Linked DNA regions of Homo sapiens: region 1 is linked to region 2. Evidence: read pairs that join two places in POLR2A ChIA-PET (ENCODE). Cell type or tissue: MCF 10A. All regions are shown on one strand. Links, peaks and the distances in the headings refer to the core of each region. The heading gives the core; the rest is flanking DNA. Region 1 overlaps SETD1A (SET domain containing 1A, histone lysine methyltransferase). Region 2 has its middle 18 kb from the start of STX4.

Region 1 (12,976 bases), core at 8,559-12,558, 83 kb after region 2:
GCAGGGGTCAGGGCCAGGTCGGCCAGGACCGCCAGGTCCACCTCTGTCCCTGGCTCAGCCTCCTCTTCCTCGGTGAGGCGGCCTCGGCCTCCAGCCCGGCTCCGGCCTCCTCGGGACACCTCCTCGGGCCAACTCTTGACCAGAGATGCGTGGTCCAGGGGCAGGTTGCGGATGGTCCGCTCCACGCCCCGGGGAGCCTTGCGGGAGGCTGGGCCGGGAAACTTGGCCTGCGGCGGTGTGGCTGGAGGGGGCTCCGGGGCTGGCACCACCTCGATGGCAGAGAAGGAGACAGTTTTCCGGCGTTTCTTGGGTGGGGGCAGGAGGGGGATGGGAGAAGAGGGACGCTCATCGGGGCGTGGGGCAGGGGCCGGGGGCCCAGCAGGTGGTTCTGGGGGACGCAGAGGCGCACTGGGGGGTGACTCCTCCGTGGGGCCTGGGAAGGAAGCACATAGGAAGGAAAGGAGGTCAGGGAGACCCAGGCTCAGCCACCCTGGCCGCCCATGACCACAGGCTGTGTGCTCTCCCCCACTTCCGCCCAGGAACCCCGGAGGGAACACAGACGCCCTGGCCTCAGCCCCACATCCCAGCAAGATGAACTCCCTTGATGAGAGGGGGTTTCCCACCCATTCGTTCCCGCTGTGACACGTGTGTGGGACACTCGGAGTCCACACACACACCTTCCATGTCCTCCCGGAGCCACAGTCCAACAGGAGACACCATCACAACAAGCTGTAACCACGCTGAGAAGGGCGGCACCACTCGCCCTGGACTCCACTTTCCTACCCAGACTGGCGGGACAGCCCTGTGCCCAGGCCCCAGCCATGTCACATGCCAAGGACCCAGTCAGCCACATTTCAGCTAAAATATCCATTATCTCCATCATAAACAATATTCTCAGTTTAGCAAGGTGAACACGATACAACCTAAAAAGTGGCATCTTTGTATTAAAATATTTTATGAAACTTGCCTTCCTCCCCATCCCCTACAGAATTTGAACATGCCCTGCAGGGAGGGGCAGGAGACAGCGCTGCTAGAGAAGCAGGGCTGGAGTGGAGATCCCAGGATGCGGGTGGCTGGGGAGGGAACACACTGGCTCCGAGCTGGGGGTGCTGCCTCCCCAGCGTACCCTCAGGACGGGGAGTGCATCCTCCCTTGGCCGCCATCCCTGGGAAAGCCTGCATGAGGCTCTCAGAGCCAGCCCAATGGATTTTGTGCCTAACACCAATCACACCTCTTACGTAGAGTAACTCATGTAATCCTCACAACAGCCCAAAGAGGTTCCTATCTTTTTTTTTTTTTTTTTTTGAGATGGGGTCTCGCCCTGTCGCCAGGTGGGAGTGCAGTGGCGCAATCTCGGCTTACTGCAACCTCCGCCTCCCGGGTTCAAGCGATTCTCCTGCCTCAGCCTCCCGAGTAGCTGGGACTACAGGCATGCACCACCACACCCAGCTAAGTTTTGTATTTTTAGTAGAAGCAGGGTTTCACCATGTTGGCCAGGATGGTCTCGATCTCTTGACCTCGTGATCTGCCCGCCTCGGCCTCCCAAAGTGCTGGGGTTACAGGCGTGAGCCACTGTACCCAGCAGAGGGTCCTATCTTACAGACAGGAAAACTGAGGCACAGAGATGTGGTCAGTTACCAGATGACAGAACAAGCTCTGCTCCCAGGCCATGTGGGTTGAGCTCATGCTCTGAACTGCAGCCCACGGACTCACTGGCTTCACAACTGGCTTCCCCGCTCAGCGCCAACAGGGCCGCCGGCACCAGGCCCGGCCCTAGGAGGCAGCGATTCACCTGAGTCCACCGCACTCCCAACCCTGGCGCCCTGAGCCAGGCTCTTGGCTGCACCTTAGGCTCTAGACACCCGCTGGGGTCTCAGCCTGTGGCAGCAACCCACTCCAGGAAGCCAGTGAGGACCCAGATGCATGCAGGCCTCCTCTCACCTTCCTCCCCACCACGCTGGGGCAGCGCCCCCTACAGACCACCTCACGCTTCAGCATGCATGTCCTCGGGAAGCCTCGCTCGAAGAACACACTCCTCCACCAGCACAGCTGCTGCACACACACTTCCCTCTGCGACTGTCCCAAAGGGAACCTGCCCATCCCTCTCATTTAGGAGACAACTTTTGGGGGCACCTGCCCAGTCAATATGACTCCCACCACCTTCCTCTGAGAACTGCTCTACTGCCACGCTCAGGTCCATGGGGCGAGGCCCCAGAAGCCAGTTCCTACTGCATAACCTGCCCCTCCCCAGGGCCATCACTAACATCCCCAGGCGGCAATCACTAAGACGGTGGTGACTGAAACTGGTTCTGGTTATTAGAAACTCGGTGAGCTGGCCGGGCGAGGGGGCTCACGCCTGTAATCCCAGCACTTTGGGAGGCCGAGGCGGGTGGACCATGAGGTCAAGAGATCGAGACCATCCTGACCAACATGGTGAAATCCCGTCTCTACTAAAAATACAAAAATTAGCGGGCGTGATGGCGCGTGCCTTAGTCCCACCTACTCGGGAGGCTGAGGCAGGAGAATCACTTGAACCTGGGAGGCTGAGGATGCAGTAAGTCGAGATGGCACCACTGCATTCCAGCCTGGTGACAAAGCGAGACTCCATCTCAAAAAAAAAAGAGAAGAAACACAGTGAGCCTTCACTAAGCACCCCTTGCTCTGAGCCACGGCTCCTCTGTCCTCGGTAACTCAGACTCCCTTGTCGTGCCCTCTCACTATCCAGACACCAAGGGGCTGCCTGCATCTTCCTCTCCTCTTCCACCTCTGCCACCTCCCCAGGGGACTTGGCAATCACGCCTGTTTACCTGGATTCTTGCATCTCCAGTGATCCCCTTCAATCACCCTCAGCTCCCCTCAAGCAGCCACACACCTGGCCTTGTCAATCCCAGAATGGCTCCGCCTTGGAGATTCCCCATCCTCTCCAACATTCCCCACTGTCCATTCAGTCTGCCCCACTGCACCTTCAACTTCCCATCCTTCAGTTTCCCTCTAGCACATCACCCTCTTCCCAACTTCCTCCTCCACCCTGCCCAGACCCCAGGGCCCGTACTTTGCCCTCTCCTGTCCCAGCACAGCCCCAGGTCCTCATCATTCCACCACACCTTTACCCTGTGGAGCCAGCCAGCAGCCTCTTCTCCCCTCACTCCCAGGCCCCAGCTCTGGCAAGGCCTTCCAGCATGGGGAGGCCCAGGCGAGAGGCTTGCTCTGTCTCCAGGATACAGTGCAGCGGCACAATCACTGTTTACTGCAGCCTCCTCAACCTCCTAGGCTCAAGCAATCCTCCCGACTCAGCCTCCCCAGAAGCTGGGACCACAGGCATGTGCCACTATGCCTGGCTTTTTTTGTTGTTGTTGTTAGCCAGACTGGTCTCGAACTTCTGGGCTCAAGAGATCCTCCTGCCTCGGCCTCCCAAAGTGCTGGGATTACATGTGTGAGCCACCGCGCCTGGACTGGAGCAACTTTTCTCCACTTTCCAAGGTTCTTACTCCACTCTTCCTCTCACAGTCCTACAGCAACAGGGTCAAAAGAGGACTCAGGCACAACACCCCCATCTCCCTGCCTCCCCACCGAAGGGTATAACTGCATCAGATCTGGAAGCTACTCCTCCACCTCCCCAAAAAGGCCATGCCAGCAAGCATTCCTCTCTCCCGGCACATCTACCTGGCCCGTTCCCTTCAGTGGAACATGCCCAAACCTCATCTACTTGGAAAAGCTAACCCCTCCCTCAACCCTGCCCTCTCTTCTTGCTCTCCCTCCAGCTCTGGCTGGTAACCTTAGTTTGTTCCTGCATCTCACTAAGCCTTGAAGCCCTCATCTATAAAATGGGAATCACAGGGAGGTTGTGGGGCAAGCGCAGTGGCTCACACCTGTAATCCCAGTACTTTGGGAGGCCAAAGTGGGCTGATAACTTGAGGTCAGGGGTTTGAGACCAGCCTGGGCAACATGGTGAGACCCTGTCTCAACTAAAAATACGAAAATTAGCCAGGCGTGGCAGTGTGCACCTGTAATCCCAGCTGCTTGGGAAGCTGAGGCAGGAGAATCACATGAACCCGGGAAGCGGAGGTTGCAGTGAGCCGAGATTGCACCACTGCACTCCCGGCTGGGTAACACAATGAGACTCCATCTCAAAAAAAAAAAAAAAAAAAAGGGAGAGGTTGTGGGGATTCAATGAGAAAATGAATTGTCAACATGCTATGCCTAGAGCCTGGCACACATAGGTACTTGACACATGGGAGCTGATATCACAACCCCCAATTCTTTTTTTTGAGACGAAGTCTCGCTCTGTCGCCCAGGCTGGAGTGCAGTGGTACAATTTCGGCTCACCGCAACCTCCACCTCCCAGGTTCAGGTGATTCTCCTGCCTCAGGCTCCTGAGCAGCTGGGATTACAGGCGCCTGCCAGCATGCATGGCTAATTTTTTTTTTTTTTTGGAGACAGTCTCGCTCTGTCACCAGGCTGGAGTGCAGTGGCACGATCTCGGCTCATGGCTACTTCTGCTTCCCCGGTTCAAGCGATTACTCCTGCCTCAGCCTCCCGAGTAGCTGGGATTACAGGCATGTGCCACTATGCCCAGCTAGTTTTTGTATTTTTAGTAGAGATGGGGTTTCACCATGTTGGTGCTGGCCAGGATGGTCTTGATCTCTTGACCTCGTGATCTGCCCGCCTCAGCCCTCCCAAGTGCTGGGATTACAGGCGTGAGCCACCGCACCCAGCCTAATTTTTGTATTTTTAGTTAAGATGGGGTTTCACCATGTTGGCTAGACTGGTCTCGAACTCCTGACGTCAAGTGATCTGCCCACCTCAGCCTCCCAAAGTGCTGGGATTACAGGTGTGAGCCACTGCGCCCGGCCCCAACTCTCCTTTCTATCTCAGCAAGAGTGGTCCACCCTTCCAGAAAACTGCCCTCCCCTCATTCCTTAACACCCTGTAACTTGGCTTCAGTCTGAACCACTCAACTGAAATTGATAAGGTCACCAATGACCTCCTAACTGTCAAATGCAACAGATACTTCCTATCTCAGCCTTGCTGGTGGCCTGGTGATACAAGGCCACTCCCTGCTTTGCAGAGCCTCTCCACTACCTGCTTCCCTTCTCGCCTCTGGTCACCGCTCTCAGCCTCCTCGGGCCCTGCTTGCCCACTGCTCTCACAGGATGGGAAGGCTCTGCCCTTTCTCTCCCCCCACTCGCCTACCTGGGTCTATAGGTGAATTCACTGCTACACTTTCAAGACCTAAGCACCGACCTCATATCCAGCCTACCGTTCTTTCCAGACCCCAGATCCATGGATCCAACTGCCACTGTTTCTACTGGGAAGCCCAAGGGGCACCTCAAATGCAACCTCAACTACACTCATCAGTTTTCTTCCTAATCCTGGTTTTCTTCCCAAGTTTCTTTTCCTGGGGAAGTTTAACCAAATCATCCTACCTCCTAAATTTCCCTCCAATCCTCACCCCCATTTCCACTCCACTCTTCTGCCACATTAGAACCGCTCGGCTTTGGTTCATGCCATTAAATCTCACCTGCATCCTTTCAAACCTCCTCATGTCACCCACCTCCTTGCTCCTCTCTTCCAAATCTCTCCTCCTCCTGCTAGAATGGGCTTTCTGAAATGCAGATATGGTCAGGCCCCTCTCCTTCCTGCTCTGATGAGAATGGAAGAGGACTAAGATCCATGCCTTCTGACCTGCCGGTGACCCCACAGGCCCTTCTGCTACCCAATGGGCCCAGAAGAGGTTGGAGAGTCATCTGAGGTGTAATGAGCGCCTCAACTCCCCTCTCATGGGGTCTGGAGCTTAGTAGAGTGCACCAGGGTGAGGAGGTCTTCCTGTGGGCACTGCCTATCTCAGACCACGGATTCTCAACAACGTGCAACTGGGAGACCCCGGGAGGCCATGCACATCTTCACAGCACATCTGATTTTTGAGATGGAGTCTCACTCTGTTGCCCAGGCTGGAATGCAGTGGCATGATCTCTGCTCACTGCAACATCCACCTCCCGGGTTCAAGCGATTCTCGTGCCTCGATCTCCCAAGTAGCTGGGACTACAGGTACACAACACCACATCTGGCTAATTTTTGTATTTTCTGGTAGAGATGGGGTTTCGCCATGTTGATCAGGCCGGTCTCGAACTCCTGACCTCAAGTGATCTGCCCGCCTCGGCCTCCTAAAGCTCATAGCACATCTTGAACACTGACTTATTTGATCTATCCTTGCAACACCCTAAGTCCAAGCTATCACCATAATTCGCCTTACATTCTACAATAGCCACTTAAGAAGCGCCCTACATCCACTGTGGCCCCTTTCCAAGCTTTCTCTGCACTGCATTTTTTCGAAACATACATCTGACCATGTCATTCCTCTGATGGGTTTCTACTTCAAAATAAAGGCCAAATTCCTGACATGGCTGGCCTATTTGTCTGCTGGGCCCAACTCTCACTCACTTCTCCAGTTTCAGCCACCCCAGTGCCCCCTTGTGCTCAACCCTCTGAAGGGTCGGCTTTCTTCCAGTCTTCCAACCCGCTGCTTCCCCTGCTGGAGGGCCTTTGCACACGCTAAGCCAGCCGTGCTGCCTGCTTTGCCCAGACTTCAGCCCAGCAGTACCTCAGCAGGAAGCCTTCCTCCTCCTGCAGATGTGCTCCGGCTGGCTGCCCTGTGCCTCTTCCTGGTGCTTCTCATGGTTCGTAACCACAGGTTTTCCTAGGTATTCTCTCTTTTTTTTTTTTTGAGACAGGGTCTCGCTCTGCCACCCAGGCTGGAGTGCAGTGGTGTGATCTTGGCTCACTACAACCTCTGCCTCCTGGGCTCAAGTGATCCTCCCACCTCAGCCTCCCGAGCAGCTGGGATCACAGGTGTGCGCCACCACGCCTAGCTAGTTTTTGTAATTTTTGTAGAGACAGGGTTTCATCATGTTGCCCAGGCTGGTCTTTTTTTTTTTTTTTGAGACAGAGTCTCGCTCTGTCGCCCAGGCTGGAGTGTAGTGGTGCGATCTCGGCTCACTGCAAGCCTCTGCCTCCTGGGTTCACGCCATTCTCCTGCCTCAGCCTCCTGAGTAGCTGGCACTACAGGTGCCTGTCACCATACCTGGCTAATTTTTTGTATTTTTTAGTAGAGATGGGGTTTCAACCATGTTAGCCAGGATGGTCTCGATCTCCTGACCTCATGATCCACCCGCCTTGGCCTCCCAAAGTGCTGGGATTACAGGCGTAAGCCACCGCGCCCGGCCTCCTATGTATTTCTTACTCAATGAAGATGTCTTTCCCTGTAGACTGTAAGCATGATGAGAGTGAGAACACTGCCTGTGAGGCTCAGCAACCCATCCCCTGCACCTACTGTTTGGCTGCGATGAGCACTCAAAAAAATATCTACTGCTTGAAAGAGCGGTTCCCTCAGCAGGCTAAGCTATGCGAATGTGCTAGAGTATAACAACTAGACGTACAAATGAACAAAGAAAAGCAGCTAGGACCAAGTTCTGTGTTATGTTAATACTTGTTTTCTACCTATTTGCCCATTTAATAACCTGCACTTGTTCACTACTCACTGAAGAACAGGCTTAAGAAAAATTAGGAGGAAGAACTTATTCAACTGGGCACTTTCTCCTTAATTTACTTGAGAAGAGACCAACCCATTTTACTTTAGTATGCAGCTTAGCCTGGGGTTCTGTAAACCACCATGACGGTACAGTTTGAAGTGTGTCAGACAATCAATGTCTCTAGAAGGTAGTGACAGGAGATGGTGACATTTTCTTTGTATGTTTTTCTAATAAAGTCACACACTTGTACACAATAAATGCAAGCACCACTGTTTTCTCTCTCTCTCTCACACACACAGCGATCTAACCGACAGCCCTGTGGCACCTACCTGCAGGCCTTGCTGGAGACGCCTCCTGTTCGGGCAGGGGTGTGACTGGGGAGCCTGCAACCCTTTCCGGCACTGGCACCTCCACAGGTGCTGGCGTGGGCACTGGGACTTCTCTGGGGGGCGGGGAGGCTGAGGGAAGGGCTGCTGGCCGCTCCTCTTCCTCTTCATCTTCAGAGGAGGACTCAGAGGATGAAGAGGACGAGGAGGATGAGGACGAGGAGGAGGAGGAGGATGAGGAGCTGGAAGAGCTGCTGCTCTCGGAGTCTGATGTGCTGTCATTTTCGCCATCTGAGTCAGCATACAGAGAACATTTGGAAGACGAATCGCTTTCCTCGTCCTCGCCTGGAAATCCAGAAGGGGCAGTCAGGAGAGGTGGGCAGACCTCACTTGGCCAGCCGTGGGCTCCTCACTCACTCCCTGCTGTGGATGCTGGGCTCTGGGCTAGGGACGGGGAAGTCCAACAGACCAAGGAGCTGCATAAGCAAACCATTTTCACTGTGAGATAAACATCAGCATGCGGGGAGGATGGCAAAGGAAGCCCCAGACTCTGTCTGAAGAGGCCCGAAAAGGAAAGCATCCCAGGGGACAAGCTGAACTCAAGGACAAGGAGTCCACCACACAGACATGGGGACTGCACAGGGATGTCGGAAGCAAGAGGAAGTGGAGGCTTGGAGACTGGGAAGCAGGCTGCTCTGGCACTCAAACCTTCCTAAAGTGGGTCTCAGGACCCAGTCTGGACGAAGGATTGGGTGAAAAAGGATTCTGGGCTGAAAAGGTTAAAAAACACGACAGGCTCTATATTCTGAGACTGCTCATGTACGGGAAGGACTCGAAAAAACTGAAGAATTTCACAGTTTTTGAGGAACAGAATTGGATAAGTTAGACTAGAAGGTGGTGGCAGCTGGGGAGCGGACTGGAGGAGGGCGAGATGGAGCTGAACAGAGCAGGGCCAGGAGATAAACGGCCCATGGTGTTGGCCTGGGGGGACACCCTGTGGAGAACAAGTTGCCAGGAAGGACCTTATGGAGGGAAGTCACAGGGTCAGGAGTGCATTTTAGGAAAGAGATTCTATAAGCAGTTTGGAAAATGGACTGGAACAGAGGGAGAAGGACAGAAAGAGAGACAGGGAAATCAGTCAAGACTGCTGCAAGAGGCTGCGTGCAGTGGCTCACAGGTGAAAGCCTAGCACTTTGGGAGGCCGAGGTGGGTGGATCACTTGAGGTCATGAGTTTGGGACCAGCCTGGCCAACATGGTAAAACCCCATCTCTGCTAAAAATACAAAAATTAGCCAGGTGTGGTGGCTCACACCTGTAATCCCAGCGCTTTGGGAGGCTGAGGCAGGAAAATCGCTGGAACCAGGGAGGCGGAGGTTGCAGTGAGCCAAGATCACATCACTGCACTCCAGCCTGGGTGACAAAGCGAGACTCTGTCTCAAAAAAAAAAAAAAAAAATCTGGGTGTGGTGGCTCACGCCTGTAATCCCAGCACTTCCAGAGGCTGAGGTGGGTGGATCGCCTGAGCTCAGGAGTTCAAGACCAGTCTGGCCAACATAGTGAAACCCTGTCTCTACTAAAAATACAAAAAATTAGCTGGGGGTGGTGGTGGGTGCCTGTAATCCCAGCTACAACGGAGGCTGAGGCAGGAGAATCTCTTGAACTCAGGAGGCGGAGGTTGCAGTGAGCCGAGATTGCGCCATTGCACTCCAGCCTGGGCGACAAGAGCGAAACTCTCTCAAAACAACAACAACAACAACAACAAAAAACAAAACAAAAAAAGCGTTCTGCCAGGCTGTCCTTTTGGACAGCTATGTCTCAGCAGAAGAGGGAGCAGGAGGGAGCATTTTGAGCACTGAGCTTATTGCTGTCAAGGGGCCAAGGGTTCCTAAGAATGTGGCCCAAACAGATGCCCTTGCAGAAGGCAAAGGTGACCCACAAGCCCAGCAGGAAGGTCATGTGGGCTCAGAAAAGGGCTAGCCAGGCAGCCGAACCCCTCCTCCGAGCCCAAAGTCGATTTCACTGTCTTGTGCTCACCATCCGACACCTCTGTCTCCTTCTTTGTGGTATCCACAGCTTCCTCTCGATCTTCATCTTCCTCATCTTCCTCGTCATCCTCCTCATCCTTAAGAAAAAAGACAAATGAGGACTAACAGGAAGGGGACAACTGGTCCTACACCAGGCACAGCTGCCTGGGCTCCAACCACAAAGATGCTGGCTATGGGAAGTAGGCTTCGGCCAGGAGCCGGCGCCCGGGCCCTCACCTTCTCCGAGGAGGACTCCTGGGATGCCTCCTCCCCTTCGCTGTCCAGAGCAAAGGACTTGCGGTGCTTGCCCTGGGTCTTGCCTCGCTCTTCGTCCCGCTTCGGGGGCTTGGTCCCCGGACGTCCTGGCTCTCCAGCCTCCTTCTCTTGTTCAGGGTCTAGGCCAGCAGAGTGGTAGTTGGGGAAATTTACCATCAACCACAAGATACTTGCCCTGTGCAAGGGGCTTTACATATACTATTACCAATCTTCCTGATGGTCTTCATTTCACAGATGAGAATTTGGAAGCTCACCAGAGGAACTCAAACACCTCAGTTACCTCATGTTTCATAGTTTTGTATTTGTTTTTGTTTTTGGGACGGGGTCTTGCTCTGTCACTCAGGCTGGGGTGCAGTGGCATGACCACAGCTCACTGCAGCCTCAACCTGCTGGGCTCAAGCGATCCTCCTGCCTCGGTCTCCTGAGTAACTGGGACTATACAGGGGCATGCAATCATACCCAGCTAATTTTTAAAAATTTTTGTAGAGACAGGGTCTACCTATGTTGCTCAGGCTGGTATTGAACTCCTGGGTTCAAGTGATCCTCCTGCCTCAGCCTCCTGGAGTGCTGGGATTATAGGCGTGAGCCATCGTGCCTGGCATATATATATATATTTTTTTTTTTGAGACGGAGTCTCGCTTTGTCGCCAGGCTGGAGTGCAGTGGCACAATCTCAGCTCACAGCAGCCTCTGCCTCCCGGGTTCAAGCAATTCTCCTGCCTCAGTCTCCCAAGTAGCTGGGACTATAGGCACCCGCCACCACGCCTGGCTAATTTTTCTATTGTTAGTAGAGACGGGGTTTCACCATGTTGGCCAGGATGGTCTCGATCTCTTGACCTTGTGATCCACCCGCCTCGGCCTCCCAAAGTGCTGGGATTACAGGTGAGCTCCACCCTGCCTGGCCTTAATATATACAGATACGCATATGTGTGTGTATATATATATGTGTGTGTGTATATATTTGTGTGTATATACATATGTGTGTGTACATATATATATATATATGTATTTTTTTTTTTTTTGAGACACAGTCTCGTGCTATCACCCAGGCTGAAGTGCAGTGGCATAATCTTGGCTCACTGTAACCTCCACCTCCTGGGTTCAAGTGATTCTCGTGCCTCTGCCTCCCAAGTAGCTGGGATTACAGGTGAACACCACCATGCCTGGCTGTTTTGTATTTTTAGTAGAGACAGGGTTGTGCCATGTTGGCCTGGCTGGTCTTGAACTTCTGACCTCAGGTGATCCTCCTGCCTCAGCCTCTGGAAGTGCTGGGATTACAGTCAGGAGCCACTGCGCCCAGCCCACACAGTTTTAAATATGTCCTGTCCATTTGATCTTGTATCATTTTCTGGTCGGGTGGAAGAGGGAGCTGACTTGTTATGCCTGGCCCAAGAAAAGAGTATGAAGGCCAGTGGGTCTCCAGGGAAGCAGATCTGACTCAATGGGCAAGTTTCCAGGCCATGGTAGCTATCAAGCAAGGGCTCAAACTCAGGCAAACTAGGAGGAAGGTGGTAGGAGGGCATTAGCATCAGGTGGGAAACTTGGGGAGATGCCTCGTTTAACTCGGAATTCTGTGATTCCAGACACTGAATTTCATGGATGGAAAAACCCAAAATACAGAAAATGTAAATCAGCAGACCAGAGGAAGACCTGCAACTACAATCCGGGGATAACTCTACCTGGTGCATCCCATACCTCTCAGAACTGCTGCATTTCAACCCTGCACCTCCACCTGGCTGTGCCCTCAGGACGACCTGACCCCTTCATCCCTACCTCTTGCTCTCCCATCAGAACCCACGCAGCACACCCCTTCTCCTTATGCCTGACCCTGCTCACCGTCTTCATCTTCCTCAGCAGGAGTGGAGGGACGAGGCCTCTTTTCCTCACTGGCCTCGGAAATTTCCGATGGCTCTTTCCGCTTTACCTGGGGGATGGGGAAAAGATGGGGCCTGTTTAGAGCTCAAACACTCAGGCAGAGCACGGTGGCTCACTCCTGTAATCCCAGCACTTTGGGAGGCCAAGGCAGGTAGATCACCTGAGGTTAGGAGTTCAAGACCAGCCTGGCCAACACAGTGAAACCCCAGCTCTACTAAAAATACAAAAATTAGCCAGGCGTGGTGGCGGGTGCCTGTAACCCCAGCTACTCGGGAGGCTGAGGCAGGAGAATCGCTTGAACCCGGGAGGCGGAGGTTGCAGTGAGCTGAGATCAGGCCACTGCACTCCAGCCTGGGCAACAGAGTAAGACTCCATCTCAAAAAAAAGAAAAAACTCAAACACTCATGGTTCCTGACCACCCCTACCCCAAGGAAGGGGGCCCCCTCTCCCTCTCCCCACCCTACCCCACAAAACGACAGTTCTGAGTACCTTGAATGAAGGCAGCCGCAGGGCCCCTCTCAGCCCTGACCCAAAGGCGAAAGCCTCGATGCCCGTAGTGCCCCCGCTCTTGGCCCAGTCCACGAGGGACAGCAGGCCAGGCTCCTTCAGCTTCGTCTTCTCTTTATCCTCCTCCTTGGCTTGCTGCTTGGCCGCGTTCTGGAATGGCTGCAGGCAGCAGTGGGGCTGAGCCCCAGCGCCCAGAACCCAGGCATTCCCTCCTGCCTGAGACCTACTCCCGGACCCCAGGAATACAGAACGCATCTACTTGCTGCTCCATATCTTGGTCACACCTGTCCCAGCCCCCGCACGGCATTTTCTCAAAAGTCTGTCATTTCGCCCACCAGTCTTAAGAAATAGCCACCATTCCCACTTCACAAGTGGCAAAATGGAAGACCAAAGCTTGAAGAGAGCTAAGGGCCTTGTCCACTGCAAGCCAGCAAGGAATGG
Region 2 (16,339 bases), core at 5,793-9,792:
ATATACTTGGTGGAAAAAGGATTCCCAATTCACAACAAAATCCATGGACCATGAAGGAATAAACCTCACAAGAAATGTGCAAAACCTGTATGAAAAGAAATGATAGCTCCAACCTGAAGGATATGAAATAAGACCTAAGTAAATGGAGACATATACCATATACCTGAATGGAAAGACTGATTATTAAAAGATGTCCACCAGGCCCGCTGGCTTACAGCTTTAATTCCAGCATTTTGGGAGGCTGAGGTGGGAGGATCAACTGACGTCAGGAGTTCGAGACCAGCCTGGCCAACATGGTGAAGCCCTATCTCTACTGAAAAATACAAAAATTAGTCGGGTATAGTGGTGGTTGCCTCTAATCTCAGCTACTCGGGAGACTGAGGCAGGAGAATCGGCTTGAACCCGGGAGGCGGAGGTTTCAGTGAGCCGAGATTGTGCCACTGCACTCCAGCCTGGGCGACAGAGTGAGACTCCACCTCAAAAAATAAATAAATAAATAAATAAATAAATAATGTCGAATGGGCTGGGTACAGTGGCTCATGCCTGTAATCCCAGCACTTTGGGAGGCCGAGGCAGGCAGATCACCTCAGGTCAGGAGTTCAAGACCAGCCTGGCCAACCATAGCCAACATGGTGAAACCCCATCTCTACTAAAAATACAAAAATTAGCCAGGCATGGTGGCGGGTGCCTGTAATCCCAGCTACTTGGGAGGCTGAGGGACAAGAATCCCTTGAACCTGGAAGGTGGAGGTTGCAGTGAGCCGAGATGGCGCCCACTGCACCCTAGTCTGGGCGACAGACCAAGACTCCATTTTAAAAAAAAAAGTCGATTCTCCCTAGTTTAGTCCTTAAATTCATTGCCATCCTAAAGGATTATTTATTTATTTATTTAGAGATAGAGTCTTGCTCTATCACCCAGGCTGGAATGAAGTGGTGCAATCTCAGCTCACTGCAACCTCTGCCTCCCGGGTTCAAGCTATTTATTTTTGAGACTGAGTTTTGCTCTTGTTTCCCAGGCTAGAGTGCAATGGCACGATCTCAGCTCACTGCAACCTCCACCTCCCAAGTTCAAGCAATTCTCTTGCGTCAGCCTCCTGAGTAGCTGGGAGGGACTACAAGTGCCTGTCACCACGCCCGGCTAATTTCTTGTATTATTTTTTCTTTTTCTTTTTTATTTTTTAGATGGAGTTTCACTCTTGTTGCCCAGACTGGAGTACAATGCCACGATCTCAGCTCACTGCAACCTCTGCCTCCTGGGTTCAAGCGATTCTCCTGCCTCAGCCTCCCGAGTAGCTGGAACTACAGGTGCATGTCACTATGCCCGGCTAAGTTTTGTATTTTTAGTAGAGACGGGGTTTCACCATGTTGGCCAGGCTTGTCTCGAACTCCTGACCTCAGGTGATCCACCCGCCTTGGCCTCCGAAAGTGCTGGGATTACAGGCGTGACCCACCACGCCCAGCCAAGATTTTTAAACATAACGTGAAAATTCAAACTTCAGATACAACACAATATAATTCAAAGTTCACATATAATACAATATCATTTATTTTTTCTTTTGGGATAAGGTCTCATTCTGTCAGGCTAGAGTGTGGTGGTGTGATCATGGCTCACTGCAGCTCCGACTTCCCAGGCTCTACAAGCAATCCTCCTCCCTCAGCCTTGAGAGTAGCTGGGACTACAGGCACACACCAGCACAGGTGGCAAATTTTTCTATTTTTGTGCAGAGACAGGGTTTCACCATGTTGCCCAGAATGGTCTCAAACTCCTAAGCTCAACCAATCCTCCTGCTTTGGCTTCCCAAAGTGCTGGGATTACAGGCATGAGCCACCGAGTTGGGCCAATATGGTTTTTTAAAACAGGCCGGGCACGATGGCTCACACCTGTAATCCCAGCACTTTGGGAGGCCGAGGTGGGTGGATCATCTGAGGTCAGGAGTTTCAGAACAGCCTGGCCAACATGGCGAAACCCTGTCCCTACTGAAAAAAAAAAAATAACAAAAATTAGCCAGGCATGGTGGCACGTACCTGTAGTCCCAGCTACTCGGGAGGCTGAGGCGGGAGAATCGCTTGAACCCGGGAGGCAGAGGTTGCAGTGAGCCGAGATCGCACCACTACACTCCAGCCAGGGTGACAGAGCGAGACAACATCTCAAAAAAAGAAAACAAAAACAAAAACCAGATAATGTGTTCGACATTCTTCATGTTTTATTTATTTTGAGACAGGGTCTCGCTCCATTGCCTGGGCTGGAGTACAGTGGCATGATCACAGCTCACTGCAGCCTTGAACTCCTGGGCTCGAGTGATCCTCCCTCCTCAGCCTCCTGAGGAGCTGGTCTACTGGTGCACCCAGCTAAATTTTTTAACTTTTTGTAGAGGCAGGGAGTTGCTACATTGCTACGCTGGTCTTCAGCTCCTGGGCTCAAGTGATCCTCCCACCTCAGTCTCCCAAAGTGCTGGGATTACAGGCGTGAGCCACTAAACCCAGCCTGTTTGACATAATAGATAATCAAACACCAGGCTGGGTGCAGTGGCTCACGCCTGTAATCCCAGCACTTTGGGAGGCTGAGGCGGGCAGATCATGAGGTCAGGAGATCGAGACCATCCTGGCTAACATGGTGAAACCCCGTCTCTACTAAAAATACAAAAAATTAGCCGGGCGTGGTGGTGGGTGCCTGTAGTCCCAGCTACTTGGGAGGCTGAGGCAGGAGAATGGGATGAACCCAGGAGGCAGAGCTTGCAGTGAGCTAAGATTGCACCACTGCACTCCAGCCTGGGTGACAGAGCGAGACTCTATCTCAAAAAAAAAAAAAAAAAAAAAAAAAAGATAATCAAACACCAAAGTACTAGGGGAAAAAACACATTGTTTGAGCCCAGGAGCCGGAGGTTGCAGTGAGCCGAGATTGTGCCACTGCACTCCAGCCTGGGTGACAGAGCAAGACTCCGTCTAAAAAAAAAAATTAGCCTGGCATGGCAGCACACACTTGAGAGGCTGAGGCAGGAGAATTGGTTGAACCAGGGAGGCGGAGGTTGCAGTGCGCCGAGATCGTGAAACTGCACTCCAGCCTGGGTGACAGAGAGGGAGACTCTGTCTAAAAAAAAAAAAAAAAAATTATAGTTACCTTTACCTTTAACTGCTCTATGGATCACAACCTGGACATTACACAACATTAAGTGTTCCCTTTGAGATATTCCTTCAGACTCTGGGAGGCCAAAGCAGGTGGATCACTTGAGGTCAGAAGTTCAAGACAGCCTGACCAACATGGTGAAACCCCGTCTCTACTAAAAAAATACAAAATTAGCCGGGCGTGGTGACGCATTCCTGTAATCCCAGTTACTTGGGAGGCTGAGGCAGGAGAATCATTCAAATCCAGGAGGCGAATGTTGCAGTGAGCCAAGATTGCACCATTGCACTCCAGCCTGATCAACATGGTGAAACCCCGTCTCCACTGAAAATACAAAAATTAAGGCTGGGCACCGTGGCTCACTCCTGTGATCCCAGCACTTTGGGAGGCCGAGGGTGGGGCGGGGGCCGATCACGAAGTCAAGAGATCGAGACCACCCTGGCCAACATGGTGAAACCCTGTCTCTACTAAAAATACAAAAATTAGCTGGGTGTGGTGGCACGCACCTCTAGTCCCAGCTACTTGGGAGGCTGAGGCAGGAGAATTGCTTGAACCCGGGAGGTGGAGGTTGCAGTGAGCCAAGATCATGCCACTGCACCTCTAGCCTGCGACCCCCTGCACCTCTAGCCTGGCGACAGAGAGAGACTCCATCTCAAAAAAAAAAAAAAAAAAGAAGAAGAAGAAGAAAAGAAAAGAGATTCCTTCAGGTCCTCATGGAACTACTGACTCAGCTGACCTGAAGGACCCCACAAGGAGCTAATTCCCCCAAAAACGCAGCTTCTACATCCTTCCCCCAATCAATCAATGACCCAGTTGCCCAAAACCTTACCCTCCACAATCCCCTACCCTCCACAGTCCCCTTAGAAACCCTCTCCCAGAATTGCTCGGGGAGATAGATTTGAGGGCCTCTTCCCATCTCTGCACTAGGTGCCCTGCACCAGTAACTCTCTCTGCTGCATCCCTATTGTCTTGGTGTAATGGAGCTGTAGCTGCACAGCAGGCAAAGGAACCTGCAGGTCCCCTAACAATGAAAGGTAAAAAGGAGTCACCAATCCAAAGCAACTGCAAATCCAGCTGGGAAATTCCTTTAGGCTTCCAGGCCTGGAAATGGTTTTCTATGGCTCTTTTCTGCCCTCTTGGCTCTCAGCTCTGCCCTCTGTGTCAGCCATCTTTTCTTTCTTTTTTTTTTTTTGAGATGGAGTCTCGCTCTGTCGTCCAGGCTGGAGTGCAGTGGCGTGATCTCAGCTCACTGCAAGCTCTGCCTCCCGGGTTCACGCCATTCTCCTGCCTCAGCCTCCTTAGTAGCTGGGACTGCAGGCGCCCGCCACCACACCCGGCTAATTTTTTCTATTTTTTAGTAGAGACGGGGTTTCACCGTGTTAGCCAGGATGGTCTTGATCTCCTGACCTCGTGATCTGCCACATCAGCCTCCCATGTGTCAGTCATCTTTTCTAAGAAGCCATTCCTAACCATCCAACAGAAAAGCTGTCTCCAACCCCCTATCACTTTTTGTCACATCACACTGTTTAATTTCTTTTCTTTTCTTTTTTTTTTTTTTTTTGAGACAGAGTCTTGCTCTGTTGCCCAGGCTGGAGTGCAGTGGTGTGATCTCGGCTCACTGCAAGCTCCGCCTCCCAGGTTCATGCCATTCTCCTGCCTCAGCCTCCCAAGTAGCTGGGACTACAGGCACCCGCCACCACACCCAGCTAATTTTTTGTATTTTTAGTAGAGACAGGGTTTCACCATGTTGGCCAGGCTGGTCTCGATTTCTTGACCTCGTGATCTGCCCTCCTTGGCCTCCCAAAGTGCTGGGATTTTTTTTTTTTTTTTTGAGACGGAGTTTTGCTCTTGTTGCCTAGGCTGGAGTGCAGTGGCACAATCTCAGCTCATGGCAACCTCCACCCCTGGGTCCAAGCGATTCTCCAGCCAATTTCTTTCTTTCTTTTTTTAGATGGATTCCCACTCTGTCGTCAGGCTGGAGTGCAGTGGCGTGATCTCGGCTCACTGCAACCTCCACCTCCCGGGTTCAAGGCATTCTCCTGCCTCAGCCTCCCGAGTAGCTGGGACTACAGGCACGCGCCACCACACCCAGCTAATTTTCGTATTTTTAGTAGAGACAGGGTTTCACCATGTTGGCCAGGCTGGTCTCGATTTCTTGACCTCGTGATCTGCCCTCCTTGGCCTCCCAAAGTGCTGGGATTACAGGCATGAGCCACTGCACTTGGCCTAATTGCTTTTTTTTTAAGACAGGGTCTCACTCTGTCTCCTAGCCTGTAGTGCAGTGGCATGATCTTGGCTCACTGCAACCTCCACCTCCCCACTCAAGCAATTCTTATTCTTGTGCCTCAGCCTCCCGAGTAGCCGGGACTGCAGGCATGCACCACCACACCTGGATAATTTTTTTGTATTTTTAGTAGAGACAGGGTTTTACCATGTTGGCCAGGCTGGTCTCAAACTCCTGACCTCAAATGATCCACCCGCCTCAGCCTCCCAAAGTGTTGTGATTACAGGTGTGAGCAACTGTGCCTGGCCTTAATTGTTTTGATAATACACGTTATAGCTTAGAATAGCTTAGCTCTTGGCCGGGCATGGTGGCTCACGCCTATAATCCCAGCACTTTGGGAGGCCGAGGCGGGTGGATCATGAGGTCAGGAGATCGAGACCATCCTGGCTAACACGGTGAAACCCCGTCTCTACTAAAAATACAAAAAATTAGCTGGGCGTGGTGGCGGGCGCCTGTAGTCCCAGCTACTCAGGAGGCTGAGGCAGGAGAATGGCGTGAACCCAGGAGGTGGGGCTTGCAGTGAACCGAGATTGCGCCACTGCACTCCAGCCTGGGCGACAGAGGGAGACTCCGTCTCAAAAAAAAAAAAAAAAAAAAAAAGAATAGCTTAGCTATTTACTTGTCCTCTTCACTAGAATATAAACTCCATGAAAGCAGAGGCCTTGTCTGTATTTTCACCTCTATTTCTCTAGCACCTAACACAATGCCTGGCACACAGGTCTTGCTCAATACATATTTTATGAATAAATGAGTGAAGGAGTTAAGTGTGGAATGGCATGGTACAGTAGGCTGAATAGAGAACCCCCCTAAATATGTCTACGTCCTATTCCTGGAATCTGTGAATGTCACGTTATATGGTGAAAGGGATTTTGAAAATGTGAAGGATCCTGAGATGGAGAGATTATTCAGGATTATCCAAGAGGGCGGTATGTAATCATGAACATCCTCCTAAGAGGCACACAGGAGGAATAAGTCTCAGAGGAGAAAGTGGAGTGATGATGAAGGCAGAGATGGATTCATGTGCTTTCCAATGGAGGATGGACCCACCAGCCAAGGAATACAGGTAGCCTTTCTAAACTGAAAGAGGGTGGGGTGCAACGGCTCACACCTGTAATCCCAGACCTTTGGGAGGCTGAGGCAGGAGGATCTCCTGAATCCAGGACTTTGAGACCAGTCTGGGCAATGGAGTGAGACCTCATCTCTACAAAAAATAAACAAAATTAGCAGGGCGTGGTGGCGTGAGCCTGTGGTCCCAGCTACTGAGAAGGCTAACACGGGAGGATCGCCTGAGCCTGGGAGATGGAGGCTGCAGTGAGCTATGATTGCACCACTGCACCCCAGCCTGGGTAACAGAGCGAGACCCTGTCTCAAAAAAAAAAAAAAAAAAAAGAGCTGAAGAAGGCAAGGAAACATTGTCCACCAGAGCCACCAACAAAAACCAGCCCTGCTGACACCAGACATTGGCTCAATGAAACTGATTTTGAACTTCTGACTTCCAGAACTGTAAGAAAGTAAATGTGTGTGGTTTTAAACCACTGAGTGTATGATAATTGGTTAAATCAGTAACAGAAAATTGATACCGTTTGAGGCCAAGGCAGTGGCTCACGCCTATAATCCCAGCACTTTTGGAGGCTGAGGTGGGTGGATCACCTGAGGGCAGGAGTTCAAGACCAGCCTGGCCAACATGGGGAAATCCTGTCTCTACTAAAAATACAAAAATTAGCTGGGCATGGTGGAGCACGCCTGTAATCCCAGCTACTCAGGAGGCTGAGGCAGGAGAATTGCTTGAACCTGGGAGGCAGAGGTTGCAGTGAGCCGAGATGGCAACACTGCACTCCAGCCTAGGGGATAGAGGGAGACTGTCGAAAGAAAGGAACAAAGGAAGGAAGGAATGAAGGAAGGAAGGAAGGAAGGAGGGAGGGAGGGAGGGAGGGAGGGAGGAAGGAAGGAAAGGAAGGAAAAATTGATACAGTTGGGATGGGTTAACATTCAATGTGTGTGGTGGCAACAGCTTATGGTCCCCCAGTATCCATTCTACCCTTCTCCCAGAGTAACTGAACTTTTATCTGGGCAAAAAGCTGCTCAGGGTAGAGATTCTATTTCTCAGCAACACTTTCATCGGGATGTAGCCATATGACTACATCCTGGCTATGGGGATTAGAGCAAAAATGATCTGTACTTCTGAATCATGCTCTTTAGGGCAAAGGGCAAACCATCACCCCTCAGAAGGGCCAGACTGTGGAAGTGGTGGTGAATCATATTGGATCATGTGGGTGAGGGCAACGCCCTAGGGATGGAACAGCAACAAGATAAAAAAGACCTGGAGGGGCAGAGTGGCTCATGCCTGTCATCCCAGAGCTTTGGGAGGGTGAAGCAGGAGGATCACTTGAGGCCAGGAGTTTGAGACCAGCCTGGGCAACATAGTAACACCCCACCTCTACAAAAAAGAAAAAGAAAAATTAGCCAGGCGTGGTGGCATGTGCTTGTAGTCCCTGCTACTTTGTTGGGGCTAAGGCAGGAGAATCGCTGGAGCCCAGGATTTTGAGGTTACAGTGAATTATGATTGCACCACTGCACTCCAGCCTGAATGGTGCAGAAAATTGTCTCTATTAATGGTAGTAATGAATCAATGAATGAATGAATGATACAAAAAATCTGGCTCCTAATGATTTCATGGAAAGATCCATCATACTAACTTGGACTTTTATAGAAGAGAGAAATAAACTTCTATCTTATTTAAGCCACAGTTAATTTGGGTCTCTATTATATGCAACAATACACATACACAAACTAATTCAGAATTTTCACTTACTAACCATTATGATTCTTTTTTGTTTTGTTTTGTTTTTGAGACGGAGTTTTACTCTTGTCGCCCAGGCTGGAGTGCAGTGACACAATCTCGGTTCACTGCAACCTCTGCCTCCAGGGTTCAAACAATTCTTCTGCCTCAGCCTCCCAAGTAGCTGGGATTTCAGGCATCCACCACCACGCCTGGCTAATTTTTTTTTTTTTTTTAGTAGATATGGGTTTCACCATGTTGATTAGGTTGGTCTTGAACTAACCTCAGGTGATCCGCCCCCTCGGCTTCCCAAACTGCTGGGATTACAGGTGTAAGGCACCATGCCTGGCCAAACATTATGTTCTTTTCTCTTTTTTTTTTTTTTTTTTTTTTCAGAGTCTCACTCTCTAGCCCAGGTTAGAGTGCAGTGGCGTGATCTGGGCTCACTGCAACCTCCACCTCCCAGGTTCAAGCGATTCTCCTGCCTCAGCCTCCCGAGTAGGTGGGACTACAGGTGTGCACCATGAGGTGTAGCTAATTTTTGTATTTTTAGTAGAGATGGGGTTTCATGGTGTTGACCAGGCTGGTCTCTCAAGTGATCCACCTGCCTCAGCCACCCAAAGTGTTGGGATTACAGGTGTGAACCACCATGCCCAGCTTTTTTATTTCTTTTTCCCCCCCTTTTTAAAAATAGAGCTAGGATTTTGCCATGTTTCCTAGACTGGTCTCAAACTCCTGGGCTCAAGCAATCCACCCGCCTCTGCCTCCCAAAGTGCTGGGATTACAGGCGTGAGCCCCCGTGCCCGGCCTGGACAGCTTCTTTTTAATGCATCTCAGGATGCATGTGAGATTGATATTTACTAGGCACCATGTTGATGCTAGAAGGTCTGGGCCCCACCAGATGTTTTTACAGTTCCTGTGAGCAGCTGCTACTAGTTGCCAAATGCCAGCAAGAATCAAGAAGACTCGGCTTGGCTGGGCACGGTGGTTCATGCCTGTAATCCCAGCACTTTAGAAGGCCAAAGCTGGCGGATGGCCTGAGGTCAGGAGTTCCAGACCTACTCAGGAGGCTGAAGCACAATATTTGCTTAAATCCAGAAGGCAGAGGTTGCATTGATCCGAGATCGCACCACTGCACTCCAGCCTGGTGACAGAGCAAGACTCCATCTCAAAAAAAAAAAAAAAAAGAAAGAAAAAAAGAAATAGGCTCACTGGTTAGGACCTGAGGGTGAACAGCTCTGAAGAGGAGCAAAGGCGGAGACTTCCTAACATCAGCATAGCTCATTATGGTGTGTCAGTTGTCATGGTGATGGGAAAGGATACCTGAGCAGGGTATCCCACAGGGAGGCTGCATCTATCAGCTGGGATCCAGTTACGCTGCAGTAATAGCAGCCCCCAAATCTTAGGGGCTCACAACACCATGTTGATTTCTCACTCATATCCATGTCCTCCATGGGACCACTCTGTTCTATGCTATCTTCATTCTAGAGCCCTGTCTGAAGGAAAAGTCTCAAGCTGGAACTTTCCGTCTCCAGACACCGAAGAGAGGAAAGGTGGCAGACCCCATGACGGCTTTTAAAGCTTCCTCGTGGAAGTGGCACATGTCATTTCCACTCAAAGTCCATGGTCTAAAGCAAGCCACATAGCCATACCTGATGTCAGTGAACTGGGGACAAAAAACCATTCTATGTAGCAGGTCCCCAAAGAGAGGGCCAGTGAATACATGTGATTTTTTTTTGTTGGTTGTTTTTTTAGAGTCAGTGTTTTGTTGTGTTGCCCAGGCTGGAGTGCATAGGTGCATGGTGCAATCATAACTCACTGCAGCCTCTACCTCCTGAGCTTAAGTGATCCTCCCACCTCAGCCTCCTAAGTAGCTAGGACTACAGGCAAGCACCACCACGCCCAGCTAATTTTTTTTTATTGTTTTATTTTTTGTAGAGATAGGGTCTCACTATGTTGCCCATGCTGGTCTCAAACTCCTGGCCTCAAGTGATCCTCCTGCTTCACCCTCCCAAAGCACTGGGATTATAGGCGTGAGCCACCACACACATCCCAGTGAATGTTTTTGAACAATTATAAAATCTTCCCCCGTCTGCCCTCTTCCTTACAAATACTGCCTTTGCATTTTCTTCCATATGCAAAATAAATGCATCCCCTTCCCAAGGGAGACCACCTAAGTGACCCATCTGACATGGAATCAGCCTCAAGCCCAGGATCTCTAATAGTCTCTTCTATATCAGGTCCAGATGTGGCTTCTCTTGATTCAGAGACCTATGAGCTACAAAATAAGAGAGAGACAGAGACAAGTTACCTGTGCCCCATTTCTACACACACACACACACGAACACATCCAACATATAAAGCAGAACAAGGACAGGAGAACAGCAGAGCACACTCCCGTTCAGAAGGAAGGACAGGGCCCGGTGCGGTGGCTCATGCCTGTAATCCCAGCACTTTGGGAGGCCGAGGCCGGTGGATCACCTGAGGTCAGGAGTTTGAGACCACCCTGGCCAACACGGTGAAAACCTGTCTCTACTAAAAATACAAAAATTAGCCAGGCGCAGTGGCTCACGTCTGTAATTCCAGCACTTTGGGAGGCCGAGGGGGGCAGATCACAAGGTCAGGAGTTCAAGACCAGCCAGGCCAACATAGTGAAACCCGGTCTCTACTAAAAATACAAAAAGTTAGCCGGGCGTGGTGGCGGGCCCCTGTAGTCCCAGCTACTCAGGAGGCTGAGACAGGAGAATCGCTTGAACCCAGGAGGCAGAGGTTGCAGTGAGCCGAGATCGTGCCATTCCACTCCAGCCTGGGCGACAGTGCAAGACTCCGTCTCAAAAACAAAAACAAAAAACCCCAAAACCAAAAATTAGCCAGGCGTGGTGGCATGCACCTGTAGTCCCAGCTACTCGGGAGGCTGAGGCAAGAGAATCGCTTGAACCCAGGAGGCAGAGGTTGCAGTGAGCCGAGATAGTGCCATTGCACTACAACATGGGTGACAAAAGTGAAACTCTGTCTCAAAAAAAAAAAAAAAAAAAAAAAAGGAAGGAAGGACAGGAGACACACAGCAGGCTCTGGGCCCCACTAAGTCTAAAGTGCTGCTGGGCAGATGTTGAGAAGAACCCCCACTTTTCCCTGGGAGTGGGAAGAGTTCCCTAGTTCATTCTTCACCATGTTCTTGGCTCTGCCCTTAGAGTAAACCACCCTTTTCCACTTATTCTCCTTGGCCACAATTGAGAGGACACTGGTGGTTATGTCTTTCTGAAGTAGAGTAGCTTTCTCAGTCTCCTTCATGCCCATAGAAATTTGGAGACCCATGGCCAGGTGCGGTGGCTCACGCCTATAACCCCAACACTTTGGGAGGCCGAGGCGGGCAGATCACGAGGTCAGGAGATCGAAACCATCCTGGCGAACACAGTGAAACCCTGTCTCTACTAAAAATACAAAAAAAAATTAGCCGGGCATGGTGGCGGGCGCCTGTAGTCCCAGCTACTCGGGAGGCTGAGGCGGGAGAACGGCGTGAACCTGGGAGGCAGAGCTTGCAGTGAGCCGAGATCACACCACTGCACTCCAGCCTGGGTGACAGAACGAGACTCCGTCTCTAAAAAAAAAAAAGAAATTTGGAGACCCAGGCCGGGCATGGTGGTTCACATCTGCAATCACAGTATTTTGAGAGGCTAAGGCAGGAGGATCACTTGAGGCAAGGATTGCTTGAGGCCAGCCTGGGCAACATACAGAGACCCCCATCTCTACTAAAAACAAAACAAAACAAAACAAAAAAAAACCTGAAATACAAAAATTAGGCTGGGCATGGTGGCTCACACCTGTAATCCCATCACTTTGGGAAGCCAACGAGGGAGAACTCCTTAAGACCAGAAGTTCAAGACCAGCTTGGGCAACAGGCTGAAATCCTCTCCAGAAAAAAATAGAAAAATTAGCCAGGTGTGGTGGCGCATGCCTGTAGTCCCAGCTACTCAGAAGGCTGAGGTGGGGGGATCACTGGAGCCCTAGAGGTAGAGGCTGCAGTGAGGCTTGATTGTGCCACTGCACTCCAGCTGGAGTGACAGAGCAAGACTTCATCTCAAAACAAAACAAAGCAAAACAAAACAAAAATAGGCTGGGCATGGTGGTACACTGCACGCCTATAATGCCAGCACTTTGGGAGGCCAAGACAGGTGAATCGCTTGAGTTCAGGAGTTCGAGACCAGCCTGGGCAATATAGCAAGACCCTGTCTCTACCAAAAAAATACAAAAATTAGCCGGGCATGGTAGCGCACACCTGTAGTCCCAGCTACTTGGGAGGCTGAGGTAAGTGGATCACTCAAGCCCAGGAAGCGGAGGTTGCAGTGAGCCAAGATCGTGCCACTGCACTTCAGCCTGGGTGGCAGAGTGAGATTTTGTTTCAAAAAAATTTGAAAAACAAAAATTAGCCTGCTGGGGTGGCATGGGCCTGTAGTCCCAGCTACTTGGGAGGCTGAGGCAGGAGGATCGTGTGAGCCCAGAAGTTCGAGGTTATAGAGAGCTGTGGTTGCATCACTGCACTCCAGGCTGGGTGACAGAGTGAGACCCGGTCTCCGAAATAAAAAAAAAGAAAGAAACTTGGGGACCTAAAAATCATACTAAGTATTGAACACTCATGGTCAAGATTTAACCTGGTGGCTTTTTGTCAGGGTGAGGGGGTGTTAGGCAGGGGAAGCAGGGCAATTCCCTCCAAAACTGAACTTACGTATTTTACTCCATTCAGATCCATGGGTCAACAGCATACCCATAATTCTTTTCAGACATAACCATGACGTTAGACTTAACTGTAGTTGAGCCTACTGACTCCCTCAGGTAAGCTACATTTTTTTTTTTTTTTGAGATGGAGTTTCACTCTTGTTGCCCAGGCTGGAGTGCCATGGGTGATCTTGGCTCACTGCAACCTCCGCCTCCCAGGTTCAAGCAATTCTCCTGCCTCAGCCTCCCAAGTAGTTGGGATTACAGGCATGCACCACCATGCCTGGCTAATTTTGTATTTTTAGTAGAGACGGGGTTTCTCCATGTTGGTTAGGCTAGTCTCAAACTCCTGACCTCAGGTGATCCGCCCACCTCAGCCTCCCAAAGTGCTGGAATTACAGGCGTGAGCCACCACGCCCAGCCAAGGTGAGTTACACTCTTAACCTCTTTCCTTTGAATCATCTTGACTAGCTGAGAGGATTTATTAGGAACCACTTTGATCAGTTTGGAGATTTTTACAAAGGGCATAATAGCCATATACTTGATATGGCCCTTGCCACAAAGATGACTTTTAATCAAAACTTGTAGCTCAGCCGGTCGCAGTGGCTCACACCTGTAATCCCAGCACTTTGGGAGGCCGAGGTGGGAGGATCATTTGAGGTCAGAAGTTCAAGACCAGCTTGGCCAACATGGTGAAACCTGTCTCTACTGAAAATACAAAAATTAGCTGAGCGTGGTGGTGCACGCCTGTAATCCCAGCTACTTGGGAGGCTGAGTCAGGAGAAAGGCTTGAACCCAGAAGGTGGCCTTGGAAACAAGAGCAAGACTGTCTCAAAAACAAAAACGAAAACCTTGTGGCTCAAGGACTTTCTCAGTTGTATCTTTTACTGAAAATGTGGATCACTTGCCTCGAATTTCTATATTCTCTTCCATTTCTGCTTATAAACTGACCATTTAATTTCTGAGTCATCTCTTTCTTCTAGTAACTCCTCAAATGCATGCAATAGTAGTGACAGCATGCTACCAATACTCCCTTTCCCCAGTTCTTTACCTAAAGCCTAAAGCTCATTTGGTCATAAGCTTACAGTTTAACCAAACGATTCACCATTGCATAACACACGTCACCATCTTTCCAACTTCCAATGACAGTTCCCTTACCAGCCACTGTCCAGCTCAACGTCAATGTCATATAGTTTACATAGTTTAGGCTTTTTTTTTTTTTTTTGAGATAGTCTTGCTCTGTCGCCCAGGCTGGAGTGCAGTGGCTTGATCTTGGCTCACTGCAACCTCCGCATCCAAGGTTCAAGCGATTCTCCAGCCTCAGCCTCCTGAGTAGCTGGGATTACAGGTGCCCACCACCATGCCTGGATAATTTTTGTATTTTTAGTGGAGACAGGGTTTCACCATGTTTGCCAGGCTAGTATCAAACTCCTGACCTCAGCACCCACCTCAGCCTCCCAAAGTGCTGGGATTACAGGCATGAGCCACCATGCCTGGCTGGGGATTTTTTTTTTTTTGGACCCAGGCTGGAGTGCAGTGGTGCAATCTTGGCTCACTGCAACCTCTGCTTCCTGGGCTCAAGTGATCCTCCCATCTCAGCCTCCCAAGTAGCTGGGACTACAGGCACATGCCATCACACCTGGCTAATTTTTAATAATATTTTTATTTTTATTTTTTAATTTTTTGAGATGGAGTCTCACTCCATCGCCCAGGCTGGAGTGCAGTGGCGCAATCTTGACGCACTGCCAACCTCTGCCTCCTGGGTCCAAGCGATTCTCCTGCCTCAGCCTCTAGCTGGGATTACAGGCACCTACCACCATGCCTGGCTAATTTTTTTTGTATTTTTAGTAGAGACAGGGTTTTGTCATGTTGGCCAGGCTGGTTTCAAACTCCTAACCTTAGGTGACCCACTTACCTTGGCCTCCCAAAATGCTGGGATTACAGGTGTGAGCCACCGTGCCCGGCTGAGGCTCAATTTTTATTGTTGCAGCACACCACTTCTGGGTATTAATTCTGTAACAGTTTGTTTAAACATTTGGATGTGCTAACAAACAACCTCCATATATCAATGGCTCACAGCAAGAGAGATTTATTTCTTAAATTCTGCATCATTTTATAGGTAGGCTGTAGCCCAGCTTCATGTCATTGTCATTCTGGGTTGCAGGCTGAAAGAGAAGTCTAGATCTGGAAACTGCCAGGTTTATGAGCCTGAGCAGAGGGAGAAGAGACTGGAAGCTGCTAGAGTACTCAATGGTGCCCTAAAGCTTCTATGCAGAAGTGATACTTTACCTTTTTTTTTTTTTTTTGAGACGGAGTTTCACTTTTTGTCCAGGCTGGAGTGCAATGGCATGATCTGGGCTCATTGCAACCTCCTCCTTCCCGGGTTCAAGTGATTCTCCTGCCTCAGCCTTCCTAGCAGCTGGGATTACAGGCCCGTGCCACCATGCCTGGCTAATTTTGTACTTTTAGTAGAGACAGGGTTTCACCACGTTGGCCAGACTGGTCTCGAACTCTTGACCTCAGCTGATCCACCCGCCTCATCCTCCCAAAGTGCTGGGATTACAGGTGTGAGCCATTGCGCCCGGCCGATATTTTGCCTTCCTACCCATATTCCACTGGCCAAAGCAAGTCCTATAGCCAAACCTATTGTAAGTAGGGAATGAGCATATAATGCTCCTATAGGGAGGGGCCCAGCAGGGAAGGTAAGCAAATATCTGGAACAGAGATGTCAATCACTGCCCTAGTCAACTCCTCTTCCAGCACATACACACGCTCTGCTGCAGCATTTTGTACCATGTCACTTCCTACATCCATCTTAGCCAAGGGTAAAAGGGTAAAGTCTTGACTCAAGGGCAAAGTCTTTTTCTTTTCTTTTTTTTCTTTTTTTTTTTTTTTTTTTTTGAGACAGGGTATTATTCTGTTGTCCAGGCTGGAGTGCAGTGGTGCAATATTGGCTCACTGTGGTCTCAACCCCAGGCCCAAGCAATCCTCCCACCTCAGCCTCCCAAGTAGCTGGGACCACAGGCACGTACCACTGACATGTACCTGGCTTTTTTTTTTTTTTTTTTTTTTTTGAGAGGGAGTTTTGCTCTTGTTGCCCAAGTTGGAGTGCAATGGGACAATCTCGGCTCACTGCAACCTCCACCTCCCGGGTTCAAGTGATTCTTCTGCCTCAGCCTCCCAAGTAGGATTACAGGCCTGCACCACCATATCCAGCTAACTTTTTGTATTTAGTAGAGACGGGGTTTCACCATGTTGGTCAGGCTGGTCTCGAACGCCTGACATCAGGTGATCCACCTGCCAGGGCCTCCCAAAGTGCTGGGATTACAGGCATGAGCCACAGTGCCCAACCTAATTTTAATTTTTGTAGAGATAGGGTCTTGTTATATTTCCCTGGCTGGTCTTGAACTCCTGGGCTCAAGCAATACTCCTGCTTTGGCCTC

Evidence for each region. ChIA-PET counts read pairs that join two places held together with the same protein. Peaks named below come from ENCODE experiments on the same cell type or tissue, not always from the same donor. Only the 100,000 strongest peaks of a DNase experiment are listed, where the experiment ranks them.
Region 1: POLR2A ChIA-PET joins it to region 2 with 5 read pairs; 8 of 35 experiments call an interaction of 5 or more read pairs at or near these places.

The regions. Positions count from the first base shown.
Region 1 is chr16:30,966,602-30,979,577 of GRCh38, reverse strand. It overlaps SETD1A (SET domain containing 1A, histone lysine methyltransferase), which reads right to left. Exons shown (of 19, transcript NM_014712.3): 9 at 12,518-12,694; 10 at 11,990-12,077; 11 at 10,116-10,273; 12 at 9,889-9,976; 13 at 7,859-8,200; 14 at 1-433. Among named protein-coding and RNA genes, the nearest start is that of HSD3B7, 12 kb to the left of the region's middle. In MCF 10A, for the core only: no CTCF peak of the experiment used is centred there; no DNase peak of the experiment used is centred there.
Region 2 is chr16:31,043,635-31,059,973 of GRCh38, reverse strand. No RefSeq gene overlaps it. Among named protein-coding and RNA genes, the nearest start is that of STX4, 18 kb to the right of the region's middle. In MCF 10A, for the core only: no CTCF peak of the experiment used is centred there; a DNase peak (open chromatin) is centred at 7,643.